2 separate regions of the Homo sapiens genome follow, and region 2 is linked to region 1. Evidence: chromatin loops called from intact Hi-C (ENCODE). Cell type or tissue: heart right ventricle. All regions are shown on one strand.

Region 1 (8,000 bases):
ATAATTAATATGAGCTAATAATTTTATACTAATTATAGTGCTAAATATAGCCCTCGGGCTCTAAAAGGATTAAAGGATCTCTATGTGAGTCCAATATACACCAGTACTCAAGTGAAATAATCTGTTTGTTTGTTTGGTTTTTTTTCCCCTTGGCTCTCCAGTTATGCTAGGTAAGAAAGAATAAAAGGATAAACTGAGGCACAAGGATGTGTGTTACTTTCAAAAGGGAAACAGAGAGAGGGTTCCTGATTCCCAGGGCAGTGGTGTTTTTTTTTTTTTTTTTTTTTTTGAGGATGTTGCATAATGCATTTAAATATTTTAATGGGCAAAGTTCACAGAGGACATTGGCAGGAGGATGTACCCCCATGTTTCCCCCTTGGGCCCCTCGATGCTAACTGTCCCTAAGGGGTGATAGTTGAATTTAAAATAGTATAATGATATTGTGTGTTATTAGTTTTTCTTGTAACAACTCCACAATACTTTTCACATACAGATACTCAATAAATATTTTCTGGTGCTGCTTATGAAGAATTAATATTCAAAAGAAAAGTGATTTGGTGAGGCATGAATGAAAACCATGCTCTTCTTCTCTAATAACTTCTTTTCTGAATGGTGCTGCAGGGGACAGTGAGAAATTTTTCAGCCTAGGCACAGAGACAGTCTCTTTTGTGTTGGTAAATACACAATATAGTGTACAGGTGTGCTGTTCCAACAAATTAATACAAATGAATAATACATCCAAGGTATTACATTGTCCATGGTAAACCAGGAGGCAAGAACATGTATCTTTTACAAATATTATGCCCATATAGAAATTCTAGAAATTCTTTCGCTAATTTTACATATCATTCTTCACAGTGACAAGTTGAGATTTTAAGCATATTGTTCTTAACTATGTGATCATGATGAATAGAAACAAATTACACATATTACTCTATGTAGCAGGCAGTATTGACCTATTCTAAAATGCATTATTGGACCAATTTTAAAACAGAAGAATCAAAGTAATTGGTGGTGGTGGGATTGTTCTCCCATCAATATTTACGTGTATTTTGAATTCTCTATATGCAGTTAAGCAAACCTAACTGAAGTCACATACACATGATTGTTGATGCAACAAAAATAGAAAAAATATTCTGAAGGAAAAATTTTAAAGCTACATCTCTTTACTATTTTATTCAAATAAAAATTAAAAGTCCTTGCTGACATTAGTATAAAATAATTTTTTATCTTTGAAAATAATTTGTAAAGTAGGCTATTTCTCACCTTGAGAAAATTTTAGAAAAATTTCCAAAGTGAGTTTTGAATAAGAATAACAAATATGTAAGACCAATTTTAGACAGCCAGAACTTTAAGAATGTAAAAGAAGAATGTAAGAATGCAAAATTTAAGGATGTAGAATTTTGAATGATAATTTTGTTAATCTCTACAAGAATCACTACTTTAATTCCAGCTTTTATATAAAATATGCTAAATAAATACATATTTATTGTTTCTACTGCTTTTTCATTTAGCATATCCTGACATATTATGGTATCTATACCTTAATTTCCTTATAATGTTCAAGTTACTTTTGCTAAAAGTGTCACAAAGAGCAAGCAAATGATTTCTTTTCATTCAGCTGAAACCAACCAAAGGGAAAGTCAAGACACATCTACTTGCATATGTCCAGTCCTTAATGCCCTTGCATACAAAACAGCCATGAGGCAGATTGAGAAATGAAATCAAGCTTCACATGAATTGCAGAGAAAATTCTCCTTTAATGAAAATTCACTGATTACTGTCATGGATGCCTTGCTTTTCAATTGCCCCTTGTATTGCTTTCATGGTTGAGAGATACTCATTTTTCTTAAGCAAATTTGGGGGTCTACTAAGCACATAGCAACATAATTGACTAATATAAGTCTATTTGTTGATCTCTTAAAGCTCAGTGCACACTGATGGAAGTAATCCAAACTATTTTTCTCCACCCTTCACTTAACAAGCATAATAATAAATGAATATTTAAAGTAGCAGCAAATATATTAACGGGAAACAAATAGCTTTTATTTGTAACAAGTGCACACAGGTTAATTAACAAGAAGGAGGTTTTGTGTTGAAACAAGGCTCCCGGATGCTGTTCGGGCAGGTGCCGTTAAGGGCCAATTGAGCTCTATAGGATAATTATGAAGTACCAGTGTGTTCTTCCGTTTGTTAACAAAGTGCTGCCCACAATTTGCCTAAACCTATAAACCATCATCTGTGATCCTTGGTAGCAATTAAATGACAAACATCTCCTCATCAGAGACTTGGGGAAACAAAAAGAGACATGATTGCATTTAAGTAGCCAGATGGATTTTTTTGAACACTAATTTTGAAGACCTCTTTTCAATAACAGAATATTAGATGAAAACATATTTAGTACTATGTGAAAGAGGAAACTCCATGGTATTCTTTATGGGAAATTAAAGTGGGCATATTGAATAATTGAAGCAGTGCATATTTGAATAGCTTTGGTTTTAAAATCCTGGAGTGTTCAGCAAACTTAATAGAAGATGGAAACCTAACTCATCTCCTCAAAGCACCATTGAAACACTTTGCTCTTACTATTCTAGCTGCTCACTTACATTTGAGGAGGGGCTATGAAGAACATAGTAAAACTTCTCAGGCAGCATGATGGTGAAAGTCTAACCAATCTCATGCACTTTCTCTAGGATATGAGTTACTAATTAGTTCTTTTTTATAAAAAAAATAGCTTATTACTGAAATCCTCTATCAGCACAAAAAAAGTAATTTTAGACCTAAAGATCGCCTTCTATCACAAACTAACTGATCTAGAAGTTTTAAGGATGTAACATTTAAAATGCTTCTGGAAGCGTAGCAATAGTTCCAGGAGCTATAAACCTTATAAAGGCTCTGCTGAGTTAGTTAAATTAATTGTCTGATTGGAAGAATCTCCAAAACTTGCAGTAGCTCTTGTTTTTATAGTTAAGGATCTTCCAGGCATTTAGTTGCTTACATTAAACAATGTTGTCTAACTGGTTTGCATAATTGATAGAGCTAAATGGCTATTCTATAACATTAAAAAATACAATTATAAATGTATGAGTTTCCCTCAGTCAGAAGGTGATGATTTTTTTTCCAATGCCAAAATAACAGTATTTACAAATGTTTTCATGAACCATGAGAAGCTACTGCTCAGTGTGTTTTAATGTAGTAGTAGGTCAACAGCTCTCTTGAAAGAACAAAACCAACCTAGGGCCAAACAGGCAGACAGGCCTAATTAAGCACTCCAGAGTAAGAAAACCTCTCAGAGAACTACAACTAACTCGACCCCTGCTTTGTACTTCACCAGGTTTCTCTATACCTTTGCCACTTTCCTCTGGATTTATTTTTTATGAATTATTTAAACATGGCCATTTCACATCCACAATTAATTTTCAAAGAAAAGGCAACAAGAGAAAATAATCACAAGTTAAAACAGTTTGAGAACGACTCTAGTTTTGGCAGAACGTAAAAGGCCTGAGTCTCTGTTTCAGAGCCTGCCTTTGGAGGTGGCCTCCCAAATCCTCGTTTGTTTAAGTCCCTAAGATTCAGTCTACCTGACAGCCCAAACCCCTATTTCCACCAGGGAGGAAAAGCAAATTCAAGAGAGTCTCTTTTCTAGGTTACGTGCCTGTGTTTCTTTTATTTAAATGAATGGGAATTAATGATTATAATTTGAATAGTGGAAAAAAATAGCCTACAAAGAATGATAAATTTTTCATTATCATTAAGGAGTAACAATCCATTGAAAAATGGAAGTATTTGCGCAGCTAACCAATTGCAAAAATGAAAGTGCTTGACAATTGTTTTATTCTAGTTATCCTTTCCCATCAGCACATGATACTCTGTCCTGTTATAGCAGGGAATGGCCTCCAAAAATGATGGTATCTTGATACCTTATTCTCCATTACAGAACCATTCAATTGGAATAGAAATCAAGGGATCATTAAATTCATCCTTCTGCATTCAGGTATGGCTACACTCTGCTGGAACTCATCATATTAAAATATAATATAAATATGACATGATATGATATAATATGAAATAATTTCATCTAAAAACTTGTCCAGTGTAGGAGCTGAGGCTCAGTCATTTGCTATTACCAGAATACCCCTAACATGGTATATCCCTAAAATGTCTGTACAGAAAGAAATTAAATCTCTAAACATGCAAAATATATATTTCTTTTGGAGAAAAGAAAAACCTTTGAGAAAAAAACAGACTTTAAAATTCACTTGCCCATTTTTTTCTGGCCATTTTGATGTTTCATAATACCCGCTCTGGCGGTGTTCTTTACAGCTAAAAAAAAAGCATCAGTTTCCATTTTATTGTTATAGGCCAGTGAAGAAATTATCTTGAAAATAAATTTTTCTAAAATGTTAATAGACTCAATAGTGCCGTTTGTATTTAAAATTGAAAAAAGTCATTAATTTATTATATGGCTTAAAACCAAATTGCTAAAATACATGACTAGAAATAGTTCTATTTGATATAACATTAAAACTATTTAAGATTATAAGTGGCATTTATTAAAGAGCCAACATTTGCCAGGTCCTCAATAAAAGATTATTACTAAAACTCAACACTATTACAAAGTAAGTTTTGTCATTCCCAACTGACAAGTGTGGAAGCTAAAGCTCAGGGAGGCTAGGTAACTGTCCCAAGGTCACGCAGCAAGGAAGGAGAGTAGAGGGGCCAGCGTCCTGAGGCTACACCACATGCTGGTTGTCTGACTCGAGGTTGGACCACTGAAACCAATTTCTTCTCTGTGACTAAGTAAGCCCTGAATTAGGGATTGGACTTTTCTTCTCTAATTTAGAGGCCCATATCCACAAGTAGTTAATGACCATGGCCAAGTTAACTGGAATGGGAAGGGTAGCACCAGTCCCAAAGTGGCTCACACCATTTCACCTATAATACAGTAGCATGCCATGCACACTATGTCAGGGTATCACAAACACCAACATGACATGCACAAGATCCCAGGATACATGTGTCTCCCATGAAGAGAGCTCAACAGGACCCTCTCTCTTCATTGCTTCGGGAATGACTTGCAACCACGGCAAGAAAGGTGATGTTCTGTTCCTACCATCTGCCAACATGGAGCCAGCACATGAGGCAGTGCGGTTCCTTCTCCAACTTTTTCCTCCTGGTGACAAATCTTTAGTCAATCCCCTGCTCAATAGTATTTACACGAGATGAGGTAACAGGAGAGGAGAAAAAAATCCAAATAGGCACAATTTAAAGTTTTTCTGTTTGCTAGTAAAGCATCTCTGATGAAAGTGATGTAGCCAAAACTTGGATTTTAAAACCAATTGCTTATTTAAAAATTTCATGGAATACTAGTCATAACATAAATGTCATTATTTTATGCACTGACAATTGGGGCAGAAATCTGATATGTTAGCAGAACCTATTTTAAAGTGATTGCTAGAATATCTACAATTCTAAATGACATTTCAAGAAGACCAGAGGCTTCTGGGTTTTGGATTAAAGGGGAAGGAAAATTCCATGGACTGCCACACTCACAAGAAGCCAGAGCTGCAGCAAGGACAGTGTATTCCCTTTTCTTCAACTTTTAAAATCTCTGTTGTTTTCTGAGCCTAGGGGTGAATAGAAGAAGATCAAGAGGCAGTGATGTGTCATTATGATCTCCATTTCATACACAAAGAACGGAGCTTCACAGTGGTTAAGTAACTTGGCTGAACTTACACCAGCATGAAGATTCAAATTCCAGTCCAAAACTTATGGAAATATCTATTAGAGAAGCCTGTATTAGTTCTCTACCAGATATATTTTCCTAGGTAAGCCACCTTTTTTCTTACCTCTCTCTCTCTTTCTTCAGTGTCCTCTGAGAGCTCCTAACTAAATGTTTTATACACAGTGCATGCTTTGGTTGAGTGAAATAATGTTTTTTTGAGAAAATCAAAACCATAGTTATGTGTCGCTTAATGACAGCGATATGTTATGGGAAATGCATTGTTAGGTGATTTCATTGTTCTCATATCATACAGTGGACTTAAACAAACCTAGATGTTATAGCCTACTACACCCCAAGCTATAGGGTATAGCCTATTGCTCCTGGGCTACAAACCTATACAGCATGTTACTATGCTCAATACCGTATGTGTGAATCTAAACATATCTAAACACAGAAAAGGTAATGCATTGCACTATAACATTATGACAACTCATATTCCTGTCACTAAGTGATAGGAATTTTCCTGCTCTATTGTAATCTTATGGTACCACTATCAGATAGGTAGTCCTTCATTGACCAAAACGTCATTATGTGGTCCATGACTGTACCTGATTATGAGTATTTCCTCCTTGCTGACCCTTATAATAAAAATATACCTTAAAAAATAATGCTAATATGTGAATTTATACTGTGAAAATTATATTCCATACAAGATAGCTGTCAAACATTATGAAATAAAATACTACAGAACTTAGAACCAGAGGCTACTAACCTAATTAGTATACTAAGCAGGAAATATAAATGCTTATGCTATATTGTGAAAAAATAATTGAAAATAATGGCTAGCCACATTTTAGAATTCTACAAATGATAAAATTATTTTATCTGATAAATGTTAAGGTGACAGGAATATTGTTAAGCAAATGAATTAAAAAGATGAATTTTAGGGAATTCTATAATTTCAATATTACCTGCTAGAATTGAGCATAAAGCTTTGAGTATAGTTTAAATTAGCTACTTTAGGGTTGACTAGGAAAGGCAAAGTTTGCCTTATACTGCACAGTAGTTTGTTCCAAGTATGTTCTTCTTGTAGCTTAATAAAGACAGCAAGTTTAGGAGTCCTAGGGAGAGGTTAAGAGGCGCAAATAAATAAAAGGGCAGACCAACTACAACTTGCAGTGGTCTTTAAATGTGGCCCAATTTTGAGTGTTAGAAACAATAGGAAACAAACAAAAAAGCCACAGAGACCCCAGAATGAGAATGTTGTATAAAGACAGAAACCACATCTTTTGGTCATATGTGCCTCAAACTTGTGCAGCATCTGACCTAAAGCAGTCATTTAGTGAGGAAACAGTCAATAAATCAAAGAACTAGACAGGGAGGCTGAGCAGCATAGAACCTTCTAATAAACCTAAGCACATCACAGTCTTGCTTAAAACCTTCACGGTTTCCCATCACCAAGTAACAGAATTCAAATTCTATAGTTGGGCAAACAGTTTCTGACATAGCGCCTACCTCCTCTGCCGTTGCATCCCTGACCACTGCCCCAGTGCTCCAGCAATAGTGGGTCACTGGGAGATCCCTCCATAAACTGCCCACCTGCTACCCCCCAGTGTTTTCAATCTCCCCACCAACTTCTGCCTGCATAATATACTTCTGTTCCTTTGCCAAGACTCCTCCTATTTTTCCCCCTCCGTTTTTCTACCTTTGTTACACTTATGAAACATACATACTCTCCTAGAATTAGCTATGTATGTTTTCGCCTGGGAGCTGAGTCTGACTTATCTTTGAATGCCCAGAAATTCACAGGGTCTGGTTGCAAATGGGGCACAATAAAAGATTTTTGAATAAAAGAATAAAGTGCTGGAAAGAAAAGAGAAAATGTGAGACTCAAACAGGAAAGGAACTGATGTACAGCTGGATATGCAAAGAGGGTACTCTGAAAAGACATGATTTCCCAATTCTGTCTTCAGTGTTTCAAGTTGAGTCTGCATAAGACTAAAACAACTTGCTTTTTAAATAAAAAATTAGTTACCTGTTATTTGGCAAAGGAACAGGTACTCATTATGAGCCAAAAGATGTGGCAGTGTCATCCTGTTTTTACTGATTATTTTCTTTTACTTTTTGAAAATGTTAGACTTGTAGAAAAGTTGCAAGAATAATACAAATAATTCTCATATCCTAATATTAACATTTATCATGTATTTTTATAAATAATGTAAGAATTGTAGGGATGAAAACTCCTTCCCTTTAAATACTTCAGTTTGCAATTCTT
Region 2 (8,000 bases), 670 kb after region 1:
GGCTTCTGTTTTTCTTCTCTCAAGTCCACAGTTTCTCTTTCTTTGTTCACACTATTTTCTGAAACACCCCATAAATGCAATGCAAGAAAACACCTGGATAATTTCCATTTCCTACTCTGACAAAAGTTAAGAGTGGAATAAAGCAAGCCTCTGTCCAGCCCACAAACTCCTTTGCATTCTTCATTTTTTTATGTAAATATCAGAAGGAGCTCATATGTTAATCTTTGATATTCCTTATGTCATATGCAAAAGTAGAAAGTCATGTGAGGTTTGCCATTTAGTTTATCAGCCACTGTCATGGAAATCTGAGTATCCAGAACCATTGGCAGGGCCCCTTTTCTGTGCTCTCCTCAAGCCAGGTAATACTGCTGCTACCTCTACCAGTACTATTACTAGCAGCTAGGGATATTCAAGGAATTATATTGCATAGATAATTGTAGCAGCTAGCTCTTACATAGTGCTATATATAACAATTCCTTGCCTATTCCTTGCATGTAAATGATAGTAGTAGCCAGCAATATAGAGTTAGTATATAAGCTAGCTCTTATATAGTGCTATATATAACAATTCCTTGCATATTCACTACCATTACTAGTAGAGCTAGCTCTTATATAGTGGAATATGCAAGGAACTGTTATATATAGCACTGTATAAGAACTAGCTCTATTAGTAATGGTAGTAGCTAGCTCTTACATAGTGCTATATGCAAGAAATTGTTTTAAGTGCTTAACTCATTTAACCCCCACAGCACTATGAGACAGACACCATATTTAGTCCCACTTTACAGAAAACTGAGATACAGAGAGATTAAACGACTTGCCCAAGCTCACATAGCAAGCAGAGCCAGGATGCAATAAAAACAGTGTCTTCACTCTTTAGCACTATGTTCAGGTTTCATTTGCATGTCTTCATTTATTTTTTCATCTGAAATCCTTAAAACTAGTAACCTTGACCAAGCGTCTGAAAACTACAAAGATTTCAAGGAGTAATTCCTTGATCTCCATCATTTAAAATGAAGACTCATAACATTGCTCATCCCTAGTTGTCTGAAACAGTTCTGGTTTATACCTACTACCTGTAGCTTGTTTTATTCTCAAAAGTATACTGGCTTACATGTTTAAGAATGAAAAGTAATAACATTTTACAATAAAATAATAAATGTTATGGCTACTCTAAATGGAAACGAGAACCATATTTGGAAGAACAGAGTGAATTGCTGCTTTGATCAATGAATTTATTTTGTCCAGAAATAGGACAACTTTGTACTTCACCAGTACAGACTCTGAATTCCGGTTTGGAGCCAAACACATTTCTCTCATGTGGAATGGGTGTATTCTTAAAAGAATGTTGGAGGTGAGGCAATTGCCATGTTCCCTTTGGGGAACTAGACATTTTATTTGTGCTGGTTTTGATGTAGGGAAGCTTATAAAGGGGTGAAAGTACTTTCGTTCTTGTTGTGTCTTACTGCTTAAGGAAGGATGGGTTGTTGACTGAAGTGAAGGAAATGCCTTAATAGCATAAAACAGCGAGCTGGCTCCAGAATCAATAGGGCACTGAAGCAATGCAAACAGACATAATACTTGAAACATACAAGGAAGGGTGCGGGAAAGAAACTTCAAACTTCATGTGAATGATTTGTATTTACTATAAAGAGCAAGAAGTTTAGGGAAAATTTTGAAGAAAATGAGAGAAGTCAGATGAGGAGATTGGAAAACTCATTGGTCAGCAGTATTTAGAATATATTAGAAGAGGTAAAGCTTGAAGTTGAAGGGCCAGAAGGGTCAGAAATATAGACATTTTTGTAAATTTATGTGTTGTATTTCCACAATTATTAAACTGTGTTAGTAGTCTCTGAATGCTGGGCTAGCGCAAAACCCAGATTAAAAATTAAGTTGCAGAATTTGATGAAAGATAGACATTGATAATACTCTCAAAATGTAATAAGTCATATGGTGAAAGGATTGGAGATCACTGAATATGCTTCCAGGGGAAAATGTTACATGTAATTAAGCTCAGGGTGGAGTAGTAGTATCTCTGGGGTGATAAACTAATGGACTTAAACTATTTTCTCACTTTTAGATTTTTCTGTCTCTCCTGATCAAAGTTGTAACTTATAATGGGTAAAAGACTTCTGAGAGCTTAGATAAGTATTTAAAAAAGTTCTTTGCATATTTTAAGTAGCCTTCACATCCTTTTGCAATCTTTGTTGATCAATACCTTCCACCTCCTAATCTACCCCTGTCCTTACCCATGCAAATCAAATTAACCACTGTTTTAGCCTATCCTAAATAGCAGAGAGTGAGGCAAGACTACATTGCCAATCCTTTATAGGGAAATGACATTTCTAGGCAAAGGTGAGGGAAAAGGAAATGAATCAGAGAGGGATGGAAGCAAATGCAAGGTGATGTGTTATGGTGCTGGCCAGACAATGCTTCAGGAGGTTTCCAGACAGGATGCGTGGAAAAGCCACCACTCAGAACAGTCCTCTACAAGGAATTTATCTAGTGTATTATTCTAGGCCTGTCTCCCATTGGTCTGTTTGCCTCATGAGCTGTCTACTTCCCTGAGTTTTATTGTTGTATCACTTGGCCCCCTTTGGAAGTGGTGTGGGGCTTTGTCTAGTCCAAAATTGTTTGGAAGAGCCAAAGCCTGTGGACCAGGCTTGCAGTAAACTATCTGTCACCAGGATCTATAAACCCACAGATAGTCTGTGACCTTGATGTCAGCTATGTTGGGCAACTGTCCAAGGTCTAGGAGATAAATGAGGTTGAGAGAATCTGAGGAAGCATTTACGCTATGTTGGAGGCAACCACACACTCATATCCCCACCGTCCTACTGTAGATTCTGCAACAGTACCTATAGCGTTTTCTTATGTATTTGTTTCTTCTTGCAGATCTATAAGCTTATGAGAGCACTTAAGTTGAGTTTTTGTGCTTGTAGGCCTTAGCACAACATTTGTACATAAAAATAGTTAATGAATATTTATAGAATAAAGGAATGAAGTTATATATCATCCTTCTCAAAAATCAAAATTCCAGTCTTCCAAATAAGGTATCTAAATTCTTATGACATTCTATTTACCATATACCCAGACATCAGAAATTCACACCTAAAACAGTAGCCACTGAGTTTCTATAAATCCTCTGAAAATTTAAGTACATTCTAAAAAAATCACACATGGTTCCTGAAAAGTCAAACTAAGCTCCAGGTATATATTTTAAACTATTCATAGGAAAGAAAAAGAGCTTCTCTGACATGCTATGCTGAAAATTACCTGCTTATTTCATTACAAATGATATTTTAGCATTTAACATTTGGTGGTAATAACTGTTACTTTTTAAAACAGGTTTATTGTTGTCACTAATTTTTACACTGTTCCTTGCAGATGAACATTTTTTCAAAAAATAAATAAGTCAAGGTTAAATAGTTTACCCACAGGTACAAAGGTAGAGATGGGGGAGGTCTCATCAGATGTTTATTAATTAGTATCTTTTCTACAAAATCACATGCTGACTAGCAGATGAAGATGAATTAAACACATGATCATATCTTCTGTTACCTAATACCTCAATAGGAATCCATAAAACACTGTATTAAAACAATCATAGGAAATAATAAATTTAGAAAATGATAGTGATAGGCTGGAGAAAACTGTCTAAAGGGATTGGTATAAAGAAAACTGTCACAGATAAATAAATGAAGAAATAAGGCAAGAACAGGTTTAAATATTGCTTCAAGCATGGCTTGTGTTACAGCACATAAAGTAGCTTAAAATATAAGCCCCAGTGTTTTCTTTGTAGTTTTTCTACATAAATACAGATATTATAATTAGCCTTTATGTTTTTCAGAAAACACTAATCCATGGTCAAAATAATTGGTTCAATGAGCTGGACACCTGTAGTAAGTTTCGGAAGAGAATACTTGCTTGTGGGTCTGAAATGATACCAACTATTTGGAGATAATTTACTTTAGAAATTTACATATCCAAATCATGGAGAAAATTAATATTAAAATAGAGAAAAAATAAAGCAAAAACAAATGTTTTAAACACTACTGGAAAATACATTCAGAAGCAGATGCTGCTTGCAAGCAGATATTTTATATAGAACAGTGTTTTAAGGACAGAGAAAGATGATAGGTTTTCAAGGATTCCGTTGTCACTGGATATAGGCATTTGCCTTTTGTATGTATTTAAGAATTTGCATTCTTATTCTGTTCTGAGCAGAAGATCTTTTTCTAGCGCAATGATAGCATGTGGTGTGTTGTGGTCCCGAAATGTGTGCAGTGAGGTCATTATCAACCCCAGACTAGTTTCTGTCTTTAATGCACATTAATTCACATGTCATCAGACATGAAAACTAAAGTGTTTAGAACCTATGTTCTTTTGCTTTTTGTCTTTCTGGTGTCATCAAAAGTAAAAAAAAAAAAAAAATAAATAAGCACCACCTTAGAGTATATGAATGACCAGGAAATAAACATAAGAATAATAAAAAGTCAAATCATGTCCAAATTAAATTAAAGAAAATGAATCACAGAAGTTTCAAATAGAACACCCATTTGCAAGTAAATGAATTCCAAATTTGGGCAAAGTTTTTTGGAGTTTTAGACTATTAGCATGTAGTCACAGTGACACTTTGTGTTCATTGTTAGGGAATGCACTCTAGGAAAGTGCTAGATGAATGGATACCATGATGCATTGTGCTGGGAGCATTGCTACAGAATTCATCCTTGGGAGATCCAAGAAAGAAAATGAGAAACAGAGTGAATCAAACTGAAACATGTAAACCCAGAGGAGTGGACATATAAATATAGAGTGTTATTAACACATAGATAATGTCCTTCTGAATTCACTAATATTCTTTGTATTGCACTGTTCAACATAGCATACGCTCTCTGCTTTTTAAGTAACTGACCTAACCTCTAGATCTAAAATATTTGTTCTACATCATTTATTTAGAGATGTTATTTTAATTGTTACTTAACATCTCAGTGGATAATTCGGCTTATAATTCTCTGAAATAAAATCAGACAGAAACTTATTTAGATTTAAAAGTTGAATTTTTTCTGCTTTTATCTGATGAAATAAATGGCAATACATTTCAATGACTACTAGAGAAAGAGAGAACAGCGTGAATCCAAGTATCCAAATATATAATTTTACATCATCATGTTAAAGAAGGATATTTATATTCTTTTATGTAAAAAGTATATTTTATTCTAATACTGCAGCTGTCTTTGTAAGGGTTGTATAATACAGATTTAGAGAAAAAAATTTAAATAAAAACATAATAGTTGGATTTATTAGAATATTTATATTCTAATAAAGTAGCTTAAAAATAAATTTTAAAATATCCTGACAATTAAATTATGGAATTGGATTGTAATGCAAAACATTAATTAGTATATTAAACATTAAACATTAAATCCTTAACTAGTCTGTTGAGAAAGGAACACATAAGTGTCCTAAGTTGGAAGGCCAAAGGCCAAAGGACAACTGGGGTATCAGAAGCATCACCCACAGATGGTGCCTGATCCATCTTGTTCCAACCTTATTTCTATATATAATTCCTCATATATATACATATATATGAGGAATATAAATAAATATATTTATTTATATTATAGATATGGTATTATCAGTTGTCTAAATACAATTTAGGAATACTTGAAACATAACAGCTATCTAGATAGCTAAGTAGGGATATTTGAGAACTCTTGATAGAAACTTTGAATATGTCTGATGATATATGTCTATACACTTATACATACAAATATGTGTAGACACATACACACAAACACACATATATGTTTAAATACAATTTATGTATATGAAATTTTAGATTAATTTGTATCTACATAGATTAAGTCAGTTGCAGACCTAAGCAGGAATGGCATATTAAAAGTAAAAGAACAGAACTTTGGAAAGTTGAAAATACGTAAATCAGCAATTTTGTATTCATTCAGATGATTTATTGCCTACTTTCTCCTTTTGTTTACATTCGTAGATAAACTTTTTAAAAAAATACTAGCCGGGCATAGTGGCTGTAATCCCACACCTGTAATCCCAGCACTTTGGGAGGCTAAGGCCTTCGAGACCAGCCTCGCCAACATGGTGAAACCCCATCTCTACTGAAAATACAAAAATTAGCTAGGCGTAGTGGTGCACGCCTGTAATCCCAGCTACTAGGGAGGCTGAGGAAACGGAATCGCTTGAATCTGGAAGGCGGAGGTTGCAGTGAGCTGAGATCGCGACACAGCACTCCAGCCTGGGTGACAGAGTGAGACTTCATCTCAAACAAAAAAAAAAAAAAAAAAGAAAAAGAAAAAAAAAAGTAAGTAAAGCCCAACTTGCCCCAAACACAGTAACTAATAAGGGGCAGAGCAAACATTCACACCCAAAGCCAGGGAGCTGAATGTTCCAGAACCCTACTGAAGTGCATCTTAATTTACTTAATAGGTTTGAATCTAAGAAGCTGTGTACAATTCATGTTTTATAAACTCTGTCCTTGCCAGTGAATTCCCTTGAATTTGGAAGAATCCTTGTGTAGTCCCTTAATTTACATGGTTTCTAACTTTAAATATTCATGGATTCACTGTGATTTGCTAGGAAAGGGATGTTTGTTATTATTCGAATGCTTTCCTTCATATCAAGTAATCAATAAATGTAAAATTATAAAACAAACTGCAGTTAAAAAACATTGTCACTAAAACTATAGTTATAGCTTCATCAAGTCAGCAACTCTGGACCCCCTAGCAAGAAATGAAATATTTAGGAGGATCTGTCATTGTTAGAAACTGTGTCATTTTGAGGGTGAAAGGAGTTTGATCAGCAATTACATCAGGGCAACTGGAGTAAATAGGGACAGTCTAAGAAAAACTGATCACTCTATTAGTGAGGGCAACTTGAGTGATAATTTTCATTCTGCACATTATTGGTACTATCCATTTATATTTACATATATGTTTTAAAAATTCAGAATTGTAGAAGTATCAAAATTGCTATAGAGTTGTTCCTCAGTATGCATAGGGAATAGGTTCCAGAATCCCTGGTGGATACCAAAATCTGAGGATGCTCAAGTCCCTTATATAAAATGGCACAGTATTTGCATATAACCTATGCATAGCCTCCCACATACTTTAAATCATCTCTAGATTACTTGTAATACCAAACACAATGTAAACGTGATGGAAGTAGTTATTATACTGTATTTTTATATGGATCTTTTTGTTTTATTATTATTCTTTAATATTTTGATTCATGGCTGGTTGAATATGATACAGAACCCACAAATATGGGAGACTAATTTTGTAAGCAAAACCAAATGGTCAAGCGGATAATGAAAAATCCAAGATACTCCTAATCTTGTAAGATAAGAAAGAAATGCAAAATGAAAATGATAAATTTGTTTTAAAGTATTATTGTTGGTTGGTGAAGGAAGAAAGCTCTAAATACAAGCCAAATAAAAATAAATACTACCATGATTGCTACTATCACTACCCCAATCCCCAGTCATCTATACTAGTGAATACTACCACGTACTAGGAACTGTTGTGTGTTTCACAGACACTATCTTATATAGCTATTAGAATAATTATGTAAGTAAAATATATTATCCACAATTTACATAAGAGAAAACCGATGCTAAGAGAAATTAATATTTTTTCCAGTATCAGCTTGGAAATGGCACAAGTGGGATTTGAGTAATTTTTTTTTCTCTAGAGCCTATGCTTTTTACTAAAATGTCTAGAGAAAAAAATCTTGGGATTGTAAGTGATAGTTGACTCATGGATCAAATGTATTACCGTTAGTGTGATTAAATGTGGTATTTGATCTATGATTAAAAGTAGACGATGTGCCTTAGTAATTAGGTCATTAGGTGGGAAATCAGAATATAAAAGTCCAGTTCTGGTTTTTCTTTCACTACTTACATGGCGCTAAGCAAGTTCCTGGCTCTCTCTGGGCTCCCTTTTCTTATCTACAAAATTAGTTACTTCACTA

What was found. Peaks named below come from ENCODE experiments on the same cell type or tissue, not always from the same donor. Only the 100,000 strongest peaks of a DNase experiment are listed, where the experiment ranks them.
Region 2: it touches region 1 in a loop (3-fold over the local background); 30 of 110 quality-filtered maps call a loop at or near these places.

Annotation. Positions count from the first base shown.
Region 1 is chr13:78,981,175-78,989,174 of GRCh38, reverse strand. It overlaps LOC105370273 (a long non-coding RNA gene), which reads left to right and starts at 5,644. Exons shown (of 5, transcript XR_942108.4): 1 at 5,644-5,828. In heart right ventricle, no CTCF peak of the experiment used is centred here; no DNase peak of the experiment used is centred here; H3K27me3 peaks cover 520 bases.
Region 2 is chr13:78,313,859-78,321,858 of GRCh38, reverse strand. All of the region lies in intron 3 of OBI1-AS1 (OBI1 antisense RNA 1), which reads right to left. Among named protein-coding and RNA genes, the nearest start is that of OBI1-AS1, 260 kb to the right of the region's middle. In heart right ventricle, a CTCF peak has its summit at 4,629; no DNase peak of the experiment used is centred here.